Linked DNA regions of Homo sapiens: regions 2 and 3 are each linked to region 1. The links are chromatin contacts, found by Hi-C or POLR2A ChIA-PET in ENCODE. All regions are on one chromosome and are shown on one strand. The core of a region is the stretch at or near the end of the contact, and the rest is flanking DNA. Distances in the headings are between cores, read along the strand shown. Region 1 overlaps PIEZO2 (piezo type mechanosensitive ion channel component 2). Region 2 overlaps PIEZO2 (piezo type mechanosensitive ion channel component 2). Region 3 overlaps PIEZO2 (piezo type mechanosensitive ion channel component 2).

Region 1 (4,459 bases), core at 1,254-3,753:
CACTAAGATAAGTTTCCATGTAAAACAGAAACCTCTGGTCTAGGATGTGTTTTCTTTTGTTGTTTGTTTGTTTTGTTTTGTTTTGTTTTGCCAATTCACTTAACAAACCACAGTAAATCCTCACTTATCATCAGTAGGCTCCTGGAAACTGCGGCTTTAAGCAAAACGATGTATAGCAAAAACAATTAAACCATAGTCGAGTTGATCTAAAGAAGAGTTAAATTCCTAAGGCATATTTCTGGTCACAAAAACATCACCAAACTTCTAAATAAGGACAAAACACTTCTATATTAAACACCTGAAATAAATGTGAACTACACATACATTTAAGAAAGATTAATAAAAGCAAGTCAGATAATAATTTACCCACTTATTCTAGTTCAGGGTTGCAGGGGGCTGGAGCTTAACCTGGAAGTTCAGGGCACCAGGCGGGCATCAGGCGGGCACCAGCCCTAGCCAGTACACCGTCCCATCTTGGGCACACTCACATACTAGCACACAGACTGGGACCATGTGGACACACCAATTTACCTAACATGTCCAGCTCTGGGACGTGGGAGGAAACCAGAGTACCTAGAAAAATCCCACACAGACCTGGGGAGAACAAGCAAACTCCACATGGGGGTGGACCTGGAAACAAAGTGATTTTTTCCCCTCATTGACATTGGAACAAAACAATATTCAACTACATTTTTCAGGGACCTGCTAAATAGGACTAATGGAAGAGAGTTAATAGTCACTATTTTTGTTGCTTTTACTTTGTTTTCTAACCCATGTTATGCCTTCCACAACTCTGACCCTAAACAAATGATGGTTTCCATGTTTTTCTGCAAAGGCCTGAGAAGGGGTAGGGAGTAAGTGTGGGCCTGCCTGCAGAAACTCCCTGACTGCAGACATTTTCTTTCTGCAGGAATTTCCTGTCCCATGCCCTGTTCGTTCCCAGGGATCTATGAGAAGCACATGGGTTAGAGGTGTGAGTAGTGACACCCCTGAGGACTGTGAGGGGGTCCAGGTGTACCATTCCTGAGTCCCCCTGGATGGAAATACTGCAGACTTCAGAGAGGAACAGAAGAGAGAGGAATTAATGTAGATATTTACCAGACACAACTTCCAAATTTCCAGATTGGGGGCTTGGCCCTACTCCATCTCTGATTCTGGGATTTCACACGTTTCTCAGACTGAATTGCTGCCCCCACAGCCCCCGCCCCATATTTCTTTCAAAGGACTACATATCAACCCATCTATCTCAGGGAGTAGCCATGTGGGAAGAAAAGGTATGAGTAATTTGTTTGATGATTCAGAACATGAAAAGTATGGTTTAATGTTCACACAGTTGCTCTCCACCCAGTTGCCTTAGGGAGTTAGTTTAGAACGGATAAGGAAGGGAGAAAACGCAAAATAAACCAATAATATACAAGAAATGGCTGCTTTGTTGATGAAGCTGTCAAAATCAGAAGGGAGATTCTTTTGTGAAGAAATGTTGAGGCCAATGGATCTCCTTGCTGAGAACTTCAGTGCTCTTGATAATCTATTGTTCAAAGGAGGAAAAAAGCATCCTACAAAAATGTGTAATTTCCTAAAGTGAATTGTCATGACATTCAACAAAATGCAGTTTTGTCAGAGAAGTCATTTCCATATGTTTCAGATAATTGATTTGTGCGTTTCCTACTGTGACCAGACTGTAAGCTTCTTGAGAGCAGGAGACAAGTGCCATGCCCCTCTGGACACTCCTGAGTGTCTAGCATGGGGCTTTGCACATAAGATGTGCCATTAAATATTGACTGAGAGGCTATCATAATAAATGCAAATCACAATAATGAAAAAAGGTGATCCCTATGTGATGATTTCAATATATGTTGGCAAGAACATTCCACTTCAAGCCAACAAGAAGTCCTCAGACTTCTTGTTATTTTATTCAGCCAGTGTGCCAAATTCTGTCCCAAGGGACCTACAAATGGTAATGAATGGGGGAAAAACAATTAGGCTATTGAGTCCATTCCCCTTCACATCAGGCTTCTTCCCTGTGGAGCATTCTTCCAGCAATTACCTAGAGATGTCTCCTGTACAGAGTTATCCTGCAATTCCTTTAGGAAAATAATAAATTTGACCCTGATACAAAGTTCCCACCATGCTACACTTCATTCTCTTGTGCCCAATATAACTTTGCGTTTGTCTTTTATTTTTTTCCTTTCACATATCTTTGGAAGAAATGTAGTTTAGCTTAACATGTATTGAGTATCAGGCATGAACAGTTACAGAAAGGACTTACTGCCTCTAGTTCACGCAGATTGAGGTTCAGAGCCTTGATCAAGGAGCGGTATCAGGGATGCTGGGGGCGTCATTACACACCTGAGAGGGTGCTCATAACAGACAGGTGTAGATTAGCGACTGCTAATGTGCTTCAGCCTGCTTCCCATCTTCCTCAAGCTCCTTCACTCATGCATTCCCAGTGGCGTGAGAGGCCCAGCTTAGCTGGCCGGGAGGAGGGACTTTTTGTGCTGTTATCTTCTTGTTTTTCCCACAAAGAACACACACCAGGTTACTATGACTAACTGCCTTGTGACCTGCTGTGTTTATTCTCCTTAACCCTGAACTGTGCTTTCATGCCCTGGAAGCCAGGCCAGGCAGCTGTCAGCCTGCATGGCCTTCTGTGTGTTGTTTGTATGTACACGCAAAGAGCAGTGACTCATCTACAAAGGGAGTCTCCAGTAAAAGGCTGAGATTATCCTCCACTTCTCGTTCCATCACATTTTAGGAAACAAACCTTCTTATGAATTTGTCTTCATTGCTATAATGATATTTTTTCATTTATCTATAAACTGGCAAGAAGACAATTCCATTTCTCTCGTTGGATCTTACATGCCTGTCTCTTTCCCTTGGCTCAGGTCTTGGAACAGATTTGGACCTCTCAGGAAGACCCCCGGTCATCCAAGCTAAAATGCGAACCATCTCCCCAACTGCTTTTTATCACAGTACCCTGTTTTGTACACTTCACCACTTCACTACTTGTAATTATCTTTTTTTAATTGCTTACTTTCTCAAATGTAAGTTTCACAGGTGCAAGGATTCTGTTTGTCTTGCTTTGTTACCACTGAATTCCCAATGCAAAGAAAAGGGCTTGGCAGGCAGCATACAATAAATATTGATTGAATAACTGAACGAATGAATGAAATATATCAGGTGAAGCTCATAAGTCATATGTTAATCAGCACAGCCTTGTGGCTTAAGATCTTAGGGAACACAATGTAAAATCTTTAGCTTTCATGGGGGCAAAAGGCTGAAGGAAGCAGAACATTAGTATATGGCAAAGAAGGGAACAAGCACTCTTTGCCTCCTCAGAGTTAAATTTATGGAGATCCAAACTTTACCTCGTATTGGTCTATTAGCTTTCCATTTACCCTCCCGCATCTGCTATGAAACACAGCAGCCAGCCCAAGGCTACAAATCCCTCCTTCCCATCATCTTCAAGTCTATTCAGTCCATTCTTTCCTTTCTTTCCTCCTCCCCTGCCTCCCTCCCTCATGCTCTTCCTCTTCCTTCCTTCTTTGGTATATGAATCTTCAGGTGCATCCCTTTCTGTCTTATCTATTATTTGACTATGAAGTATGTTCTTAGTAAAAAAATTATTCCCTAGTAGTCTAAAAAATGATCTTAAAGTATCCTTTTCATTATATTACCTATATATTTTTTATTTTTAATTATCATGGGTACATAATAGTTTGACATTTTTATCAAGCACGTGATATTTTGAAGCCAGCATACAATGTGTAATGATCAAATCAGGGTAACTGGGATATCTATCACATCAAACATTTATTAATTCTTTGAATTGGGAACATTTCAAAACTACTCCTCTATTTATTTTGAGGTATACAATAAATTATTGTTAACTATAGTCTCCTTATTTTGCTATCAAACACTAGATTTTATTCCTTCTATCTAACTGTATTTTTGTACCAGGGCTTCTATCATTTAGAAGATGAAAATGTGTGCTGAGATTTAAAAAGTATTCTCAAAAACAATGATGAATTGAATTCCCAGATTTAGTCATAACAGACTCACTTAAGGAAAGTTAATAAATATAGCTTTCATAAAGTAACATTTGTTAACGTAAATGCTTTAAGTCTCTTTTCTAGCATAAAATATAGGTTAAAGAAATCAAAATGCATAGATCTTCAGTGTACAATTCAATGAGTTTTAGCAAATGTATGCATATAGGGTTCCACCACGAGAATCAGGATCTGGAACATTTACATTACCCAGAAAGTTCCTCATATGCCTTTCACTCAGTCCTCAGCTCTTCCAGAGATTTAAGGATGTCAATAAGCCCTAAGTATCATAAGCACAAAGAAAAAAATCACTCGTAGATGCAGTATAGTCAAATTACTGAAAGTCTTAAGATGGAGAGAAAATTTTTAAAGAAGCCAGAGAAAAAGAATACATTAAGTAAGGGAGGACA
Region 2 (4,234 bases), core at 885-3,384, 35 kb after region 1:
TCTTTAAGATAAAAAAGAAGACAGTAAGAATCATGATTTTGAAACCACTGTAGCTTTGACTAGACATAGGTGGATAGGTGTTTGATATATCCTTACGCAAAATAACTGGGCAAAAGATATTGTTTAGGATATGTGTCTAATTCACAAAATTAGTCTTAACAACCAAGCTCAGGCAGTCTGTAAGATCCCAGGCTGAAAATAAAACAAAAGGGAACAGAAAGGAAGGGAAAGGAAAGAACAGAACGAATACAACCTCTATAGCTTAAAGTAATACATAGAAATTCATTAGCATGGTCTGCATGCATAAAATCCCTCCCGCAATGCTGGGCTCAACAAGCGATTGGGTGACAGCAGCACACTCTTTGCAGAAGATAACACACATGCATTGACTTTAATTTTGCAGACAAATGGAACATTCTGTAGGCAGAAAGGGGAAAAACAGACAAATGGAACATTCTATAGGCAGAAAGGGCGGAAAAAAGCTATTGCAGGCTCCAAGATATTAGAGACATCGTTTGAACAGATTTCTTCTTAAACTAGCCTGCTTTGGCGAATGTTTTTATTATGCTCCATTTTCTGGTTTTACGTCACAGAACAGTGGTGCTCTCCTGTCAAACATTCAAGCAAATATCCTGAATACTCCTTTCTCACTCTCCTCTAACTGACATATATATAACTATATGTGTCATATAACTAACATATATATATGATCCACATGTAATAGATCCAACTTAAGAAGTGAGGTTATATAGGTCAATGGGATGACATATATTATCCTATATCTTTATTGGTTGATTGGATGATTATATATGTCATCCTATTAACCTATATAACTTCACTTCTTAAGTTGAATCTATTTTAAATAGGCACACACACACACACACACACACACACAAAATTTCTTCCCCTTTTCATCACCACTCTCAGAATTAAAAACTAGCAAAATAAGCTAAAATACTTGATATTTTAAGATCCCTTCAAGGATTTAGCTTCCTGATGCATTCTTACGAAAAGGAAATACAACTGCATTAACCTCTCCAACCCTCCCCACCCCGTATAGACACACAGACTCTGCTTTTTAAATGAGAGCTATACAAGTTGGAACAGCCTTGGATAAACTGTAGTCCAGAAAGTCAAATATACACCTCTACAGATGACATGAACCTGCTTTAACTTTTCAGGAAAAGCCTCAAAAATCATAGAGTTCTTGTTGGCTAAATACCATCTGAAAAAAAAAAAAGGCTTCATATCAGCTATGTCAAACCAAAATCAGAATTTTCAGTAGTTGCTCTTCAACAAGTCCAGAAGAAGTCCATTCTCTTCCCTTTTAGAACAATACATTTTAGCTATTTCTTCTATTATTATTATTGACACCTTACGCTTACTCCTTTAGCACTGTTTCTAAATATAACCTCAGAATTAAATTTTGAACTCCTTGAGTTTAGAGACATTATTTTATTTATTTTTCTTTATATCTTAAGTCCTAACTAAGAAAATATCCAATAAAGGTTGAGGAGGTAATGACTAAATTGATCAGAACATAATCAGGGTTTTAACTGTCATCTTCACTATTGATAAGTAAAGCAATTCTGTGGTATAATTAAATTAGCTACATAAGGGGATGTTTTGTTGCTGTTTTTGAACAATAGCACAGAAGTACTTGGCTGGGAATGTGAATGTTACGTAATTTTCAGGATTGTATCATTCATATAGAAAATACATATTCTAATATGATCTATGTACCTGCATATTAGGTGCATTTGTACCCAGAGTAGAGACGTCTCTTTCTGAAATCATTCCTCCTATCTTTTGGTCCTCGTCCCCATAATTATCCTCAATGTGGGCGAAAAAAGTGTATTTTGGTTTCACATTAAGTCAGTTCTTAGTGCCACTTTTCTTCCCAATAAATTTGATTTTCATGAAGTTGGATTCCATTAGTCTCCTTTCTGAAAAACATTCTTACTTTTTCACAATTCAAACCTCAAATAACACTTAAAATAAAAGATCAGTTAAAATTATTTTAATTTTTCTAGAAAAATTAGGAATGAGGCCAATTAAATGGGGTGAGTGGGAATGGTCCGAAAGTCCTTGAAATGCCACATTGAACTGTTTTCTACAAAACAGCTCCCTCTGGTGGAAGCAGAACCCTTTCTCTGGGTGAGACCAGGCACACAACCTGGAAAGTTAGGGCATCCTCTGAAAACGGACAGTCCAAGGCAGGTGGGAGAAAAGACGAATTCTAAAACCCGAACTATGAAATGGTTTGTCTTCAAATTAAACTGTTCTCATCACTGCCCAAAAGTTTTTGGAATAATCTGCCAGGGAACCCTAAACAGTCATGTATTAATATCTGCAAAATATGCAAAATTCAAAGTTCAGAGAAGCTGCCCTCCAGCTGCTAAGTAGATGGGACTACATAATTCACAAGTTCCCAAATTTAATCAAGAGCCCTAAGGATAAAGAGAAAGAGAAATTAAACACCGAGCTCAGAAGCTGTGAAAGTCTGTGCAGATTGGAGGAAAGAGTGGCCTTGGAAGTTCAGCCTCGAGTTCATGAATAGACAAAGGCATGATTTCAAAGCAAAAACAGCCCTATAGAATCCATCCTGTACTCCACACAGTCACTTTCATTGTTTGTAAAGGTCAGTGGGTTTTTATACTAAATAGCTGGAACTGAAGGACATCATGATGTTACTCATTGTTTATTTTACCATATTATCTCTCCACATCTGTGGTCTTTTGTGTTTACACTACATTTTTTCATCATTTTTCTACGATGTCAATTTGTATGGTTCTTCTTAATGTAAAAAAAATACAAACTATTGCTGCTTAACGACAACTTATAAAAATGTAAATGAATGTAAATGCTATACAAATTTGGAAAATTGAGTAAAACCCAACAAGGAACCTACTTACTACCTCTTTATTGAAATCTCCAGCAGAGTAACATCCATTCATTCAGTATCTATATTACCACTTAGGGCAAAATGCAGTGGCATTGAAAACTATCTCTAGGACTGAGCAGAAAGAGTGACAGTGACTCTTCTCCATGACTGCCATGCCCCAGGTATCTCTGTCTAGATGACCATCTTCTCTGAGCTCCTGGTTGGCTAGCGTCTTCTATCCATCATTTCTATTTCAGATTACTTGCTGAAGGCCAAATCATCTCTCTGGTAAAAATGCTGCCTCTCAGCAGTGTTCTGGGGAGAGACAATATGGAGTACCTTCTAGTCATCTCCTCTAAGGATGATCAAATATACTTTCATTGAGGTCACACAAGGAAAAGCCTGCCTCTGCCAATGAAAAACACTAAGAAATCCGCCTGTAAAGATGACTTCTCAGAGGACAGACCCTGGATCTGAGATCTAGCCCTCGTCCCCACAGTCTCAGGAGGAGGGCTGCTATGAGGAGCCAGGAGCAGCTGTCACAGCTCAGTCACACAGGGTCAGATCCCACCCCACCCACGCAGGCCTGCAGGCTGGGGATGGCCATGTGCACTTCATACACACAGTCCTCTCTGACCCTTGTGTGGCCACATTTTAGATAGCTAGTGTGGGAAGAGGAAGTTTGACTACTTCATCAATCAAAACAGTGAATGAATAAACATCACCAGTGACCAGTGTCGGTTTCTTGTCTGCAAAACAATGATGCCCTGAGATAATGCTGTCTGAGCTAGACTCGCTGTGGTGGGAGGCAGGGTGGAAAGCTGAGGTTAGAGAACAGGGTGACCTGTCCACAGATGTGGACTCTTTCCATCCTACATGCTACTGCATCTCAGTGCCTGAGAGGAGGCTACCCATTAGAAAGGCAATCGTCATTGTCACCAGATGGGCATGCTTGGTCTCAGATTTGCTCAGATGTCATACACCTTTGGGGGGCAGGAAAAGAAATGCCAGAAATAAAATCCATAGCACATTAAGTAGATTGTAAAATGTCAGTATGTAACTCAAGCTAATAAAATAATTCAGGGATGCTAATCAACCTTCCAAGTTGAATTAAATTTATGGTTAAATGAGATACAGAAAATACTTCTTCAAAGAAGAATCTGAGGATAATTATTGGTTTTATCAGTAATTTGGTTCTAAAGACAAAAATATATTATCCAAAAAAATTGTTTGGCCATAGAAAGGAGGGGTACTCCAGATACAAGTCTAATTGGCTAACCATAATCCCAGCCTGATCAAATTTCTAGTATGTTTTGTTGTTAACGTATGATGTCTGTATAAATGAACACT
Region 3 (4,330 bases), core at 873-3,372, 55 kb before region 1:
AGGTTGCTTTTATGAAAGCATGTTTTCTCTGCTCCTGAATAATAGATGAAATGTGTCCATCTCAATGCAAAATTAGAAAGTCCTTAAAAGAAGGCTGAATATTAGAACCCTGAGTATTCATCATACAGAAATGGTCATTTGTTGGTTAGTAGAAATTGTAGTTATATCTATTCTGAGATAAAATTTCCGAGGAAGTAATTGTATACATTTTGAATTTTTTAATTGGCTTATGACTGAGAAGTAGGAAACATTTTTTTCTCATTTCCTGCCAGTTTGTAGCAGTCTAAATCAATACTAATGCAGGATATGAGTGATGAGTCTATGTACATTTGCCCTTCACATAATCAATGCAATACACCCTACAAAAACAAGAACAATCAAACAAATTATATTAAAGCAACCTGAACATGCTCAAATAATGCTTTTAAAAAAGAGGTTGGGCTAAAGATCGCACTTGTTCTCAACATTCTTCGTAGGCATCCTCCAAGGGCTTTGTTCTCTAGCCCAGGGGTGACAGGAGAGCTCCAAGAACCTGGATTCCCACTCTGTCTACAAGCACAAAGTGAGGTCAGGGTAAAAGTCAGCCATTCTGGCTCCCGGGTCCCATGCAGCAGCCCTGCACCACATTTTTCTATTCCATCTGGATAAACAATCTCAGAAGTGCATTGAATTGGTTGTGACACCAGCCACAATTGGTTGGAAAATTATTGCATTCATACAAGGCCAGCTTATGCAGAGTATCTAAGGGAAATGCAGAGAGAAGGTGTTTTCTTTCCAGACCCTCTAAGAAGTCATTATCAGATACTTCAAAACAGGAGGGAAAATCATTCAGGAGACTGACACACAGTTGTGGTCAAAGTGATGCCTCTCCTATTTCTCAACTTACATCCTCCACAATGACTGTCACTGATAACAAGACCGATAAGCAGAAGGCAGCCTCCTCTGGCTCAGAAGGCCTTCTAATAGTGTCCTTGAAAGACAGCAATACATTTCAAATACTTCACCAAAAAACACTGGGTGAATAAGATTGAGGCAGTAATGATGGTTTGTTTTAAATCTTATGAAAACAAAGAAAAACAATATTACTTTTAAAAAATGAATGAACCAGGTGTTGAACTCGATTTACATTTGGTAAGAGTTTCTAAAAATGTTGGCAGTACCCTATATATTTTAATGAGGGTTAATATTGAAAATAAATTATGAATTATAGTTTAACTCCAGCCAAGGGGTTAGCATAGATAAGCCCACTTTTTTCATTTGCAAATTAGTATGCTCTATGTAACGAGACGGGGGAAAGTCAATAGATAATCACCAGTCGTCACATCACTTAAAAACTTGAGTGTCTGCTGTGTGCCAGGCACGAGGCTTAAAGCTGAAGGTAAGAAAGAAATAAGCCTCTCTGAAATAGTTCACAATCTAGTGGAAGAGGGAGACTCAAAAACACAACAAAACACATGCTTGAAGGACAGAATGGAAGACAAGGACTGAACAAAATCTACACTCGCAAAAACTAAGGCATGATACTTTGTCATTTCACTGTGATATCTGATCACCGGGTGAATATTACTTGTGTCTTTGGTTATTTCTTCCAACTAGGGAACGAGAAAAGTAAGTTATTGTATATGTGGCTTTATCTATTTCCAGTATTCTGATAACACCCAACTTTGTGTCTCTAAGATTTCTTTTCTAAACCATAGATCCATTTACACACACATTGATCTCAGGATTTCAAACACAAACCTGTCAAACATTTTCCCTTCCCCTTCCTCCTCTTCCCTCTTCTGTACCAAATCCGAGCTTCCTCGTACCGGCCTTACACTGTTTAAACGGTATCTTCATCCACTGAGTTAGCTTCTGTCTCCCATTCCTCAACATGGAATTAGACAATAAGCCTCGCTGATTTTACTCCCAAAATATTTCTTGAAGCAGTCTCCTTTTCTAAAATCGCTCTGCAATTGCCTTAGTTTGGATTCTCATTGTTTTTCACCCAACAGTCTGTGAAAGTCGATCATACAAATTGGGTCATTCTTGTTATACCCAACTGAAACAGCTGAGAAGCTGGGGGAAAAAAACACTCAGGGCACACAACATTGCTCCAAAAATGTAATTCTCTGCAAGTCCAGGTGCTGAAACTACCTGCTGTAACCCGAAACTGGTTTTATCTAATATTTGCTGCAACCACCTGCTGCAATTCTATGACTAATTTTACCCACTGCTGTCAGTAACCAATCAGAGCTTTCCAGCTTTCCAAAACTTTACTAATACCAAAGAACTTTCTCACAAGACAATACATAACATTTCCCTTCTTTATAAAACCTTCTCTTTGTTTCTCAGACATACCAAAGACCATCTGGTCTGTGACTCTTCCCCGAATTGCAATTCTTGTATCCCAAATGAAATCTGACGATTAAGTTGAGGGATTCATCTCTACATATTTTATTTAACTTTGACAAGTCTCTGACCTGTCTTTCTGCCTCCAATGCCCAAATCCCTTCTCACACACATGCATATCCACACCCCAACACGTATGTGCACAAAAATTCACACCGTTGCCAGATAATGTTTCTAAAACGTCATCTGCTGTGTTGCCACCACTACTTAAAACCCTCAGTGGCTCCCTTCCACCTATAGGTTAAATTCTAAACTCCTATAAATGATATCTAAGACTTTCCAAGTTCTTGGATTACTTTCCAAGGTCCACCCCTGGAGGAGAACTTTAATCATTCTTTTGGGAACCACTTCTTTTTATCTCATATTTATCTCTGTACCAGCTTCATCATATGTTATTACAGGACTTGTTGATAAGTCTACCTGTCACCCTTGATTCTGAATTCCCCAAGGGCAGTGGACTGTAGCTTACTTATCTATCATTCCCTGGAGCTAGAACACTTTGGGGACAAGAGTGTGCCAAAATATTCAAGTAATATTTGCCAAATTAATGAATGATTATGAGATATGAAACAGGAAAATGCTATGAAGAATTTATCACTGCCAAATATTATACATAATTATAACTGTACTTTGTCAAGTATAGGGCTTCTTATATTGTGAAACTGTCTCTGAAACATTATCTGATTTGGCCTCCACAATAGCTCTTGGGGAAAGTCATCATGATCTTGAGAACCTGTGGCTGCTTAGTGGTACAGCAAAACCAGAATCTACTGCTCTGATCTCTCTACTCTTCAGTAGAGCCCCCAAAACAAACAGTGAAACAGTGAGAGGAAAATTCCAATGTGTTACCACTGTGGTCGCTGGCTCTTTTTAAATCATTTTTTTTCTTATTAGATTATAAGTTACACAGAGTAAAATTTTTGCATGTATAATTTCTCAATTTCTTACAAATCCATACAGTCATTTAACTACCACTACTGTCAAAATGTAAAGTTCCATCAGCCCACCAAATTCTCCATGGTCATTGTAGTCAGCCACTCCCCTGATCCTCCACCCCATGGTGAGCAATGATGCACTTTCTACCCTTACAGTTTCACTAATTATTGTAAATATAATCATATAGTATGTAGCATTCTGATACTGTCTGAATTCACTTAACATAATGCTGAATTGAGATGCTCTTGCATGTACCCATAGTTTGTTGCTTTCTATTGTTGACCTGTGTAGTCCATCCAGGGACCAAGTTTGCTGAAAGACATTGAAGTTGCTTCCAGTTGGGGCAATGACGAATAAACCTGCTTTAAACATTTGCTTAAAATTTTAAAGTCAAATTTTCACTTCACCGGAGGAAATATCACCCAGTGGGATTCCTGGACTGAATAGTAAGTATATGGTCAAATTTATAATATGTTGGAAGATTATTTTTCAAAGTGTCTATATAATTGTACATTCCCGCCAGAAATGTATTTGAATTCCAAGTGTTCTACATCTCCATATTTCCTCAGCATTTGGAATGCCTTCCCTTCCTTCCTTCCTTCCTTTCATCCCTCCCTCCATCCCTCCCTCCCTCCTTCCTTCCTTCTTTTTTTCATTCTAAGAAGTATATAGTAGTCATCTCCGGTTTTTAACTTGCACTTACCTAATGACTGTGATGTTAAACATCTTTTAATGTGTTTATTCATCATCTGTATATCTTCTTTGGTAAAGTGTCTATTCAAAAATTTTGCCCATTAAAAAAAATGAGATGTTTCCTTAGTATTGAGTTTTAAGAGTTCTTCATAAATACTGGATACAAGTCCTTAATCAGATATATAGTTTGTAAATACTTTATTCCAATTTGTGGCTTGCCTTTTTATTGTATTAACACTGGATTTTGAAGAGCAGAAGTTCTTCATTTTGATGAAGTGTAATTTATCAGTTTTTTCTCTTATGAGTTGTG

What was found. Hi-C counts contacts between places; a loop is a spot of excess contacts on that map. ChIA-PET counts read pairs that join two places held with the same protein, here RNA polymerase II (POLR2A). Pooled maps may share reads with other maps.
Region 2: a loop to region 1 is called in a map of GM12878, with 2.1 times the contacts of the local background. The contact joins two enhancer-like sites. A Hi-C loop is called at or near these places in 3 of 168 maps with a recorded cell type or tissue (GM12878, MCF 10A and endothelial cell of umbilical vein), 1 of 37 single-sample maps with no recorded cell type and 1 of 50 pooled maps. POLR2A ChIA-PET finds 5 or more read pairs at or near these places in 3 of 52 experiments (HepG2, MCF 10A and OCI-LY7).
Region 3: a loop to region 1 is called in a map of GM12878, with 7 times the contacts of the local background. The contact joins two enhancer-like sites. A Hi-C loop is called at or near these places in 4 of 168 maps with a recorded cell type or tissue (CD4-positive, alpha-beta T cell, GM12878, adrenal gland and 1 more), 6 of 37 single-sample maps with no recorded cell type and 4 of 50 pooled maps. POLR2A ChIA-PET finds 5 or more read pairs at or near these places in 2 of 52 experiments (GM10248 and GM12878).

The regions. Positions count from the first base shown.
Region 1 is chr18:11,003,193-11,007,651 of GRCh38, forward strand. All of the region lies in intron 2 of PIEZO2 (piezo type mechanosensitive ion channel component 2), which reads right to left. Among named protein-coding and RNA genes, the nearest start is that of PIEZO2, 140 kb to the right of the region's middle. RefSeq lists an enhancer at 2,263-2,752. Within about 2 kb of position 2,504, at least 7 of the 41 ENCODE cell types and tissues checked have a DNase peak (open chromatin) inside an H3K27ac peak, as active enhancers do; they include GM12878, where a contact is called at or near this core.
Region 2 is chr18:11,038,882-11,043,115 of GRCh38, forward strand. The region is part of intron 2 of PIEZO2 (piezo type mechanosensitive ion channel component 2); the gene reads right to left. Among named protein-coding and RNA genes, the nearest start is that of PIEZO2, 110 kb to the right of the region's middle. Within about 2 kb of position 2,135, at least 3 of the 41 ENCODE cell types and tissues checked have a DNase peak (open chromatin) inside an H3K27ac peak, as active enhancers do; they include GM12878, where a contact is called at or near this core.
Region 3 is chr18:10,948,954-10,953,283 of GRCh38, forward strand. The region is part of intron 3 of PIEZO2 (piezo type mechanosensitive ion channel component 2); the gene reads right to left. Among named protein-coding and RNA genes, the nearest start is that of MIR6788, 190 kb to the left of the region's middle. RefSeq lists enhancers at 653-812, 3,045-3,194. Within about 2 kb of position 2,123, at least 3 of the 41 ENCODE cell types and tissues checked have a DNase peak (open chromatin) inside an H3K27ac peak, as active enhancers do; they include GM12878, where a contact is called at or near this core.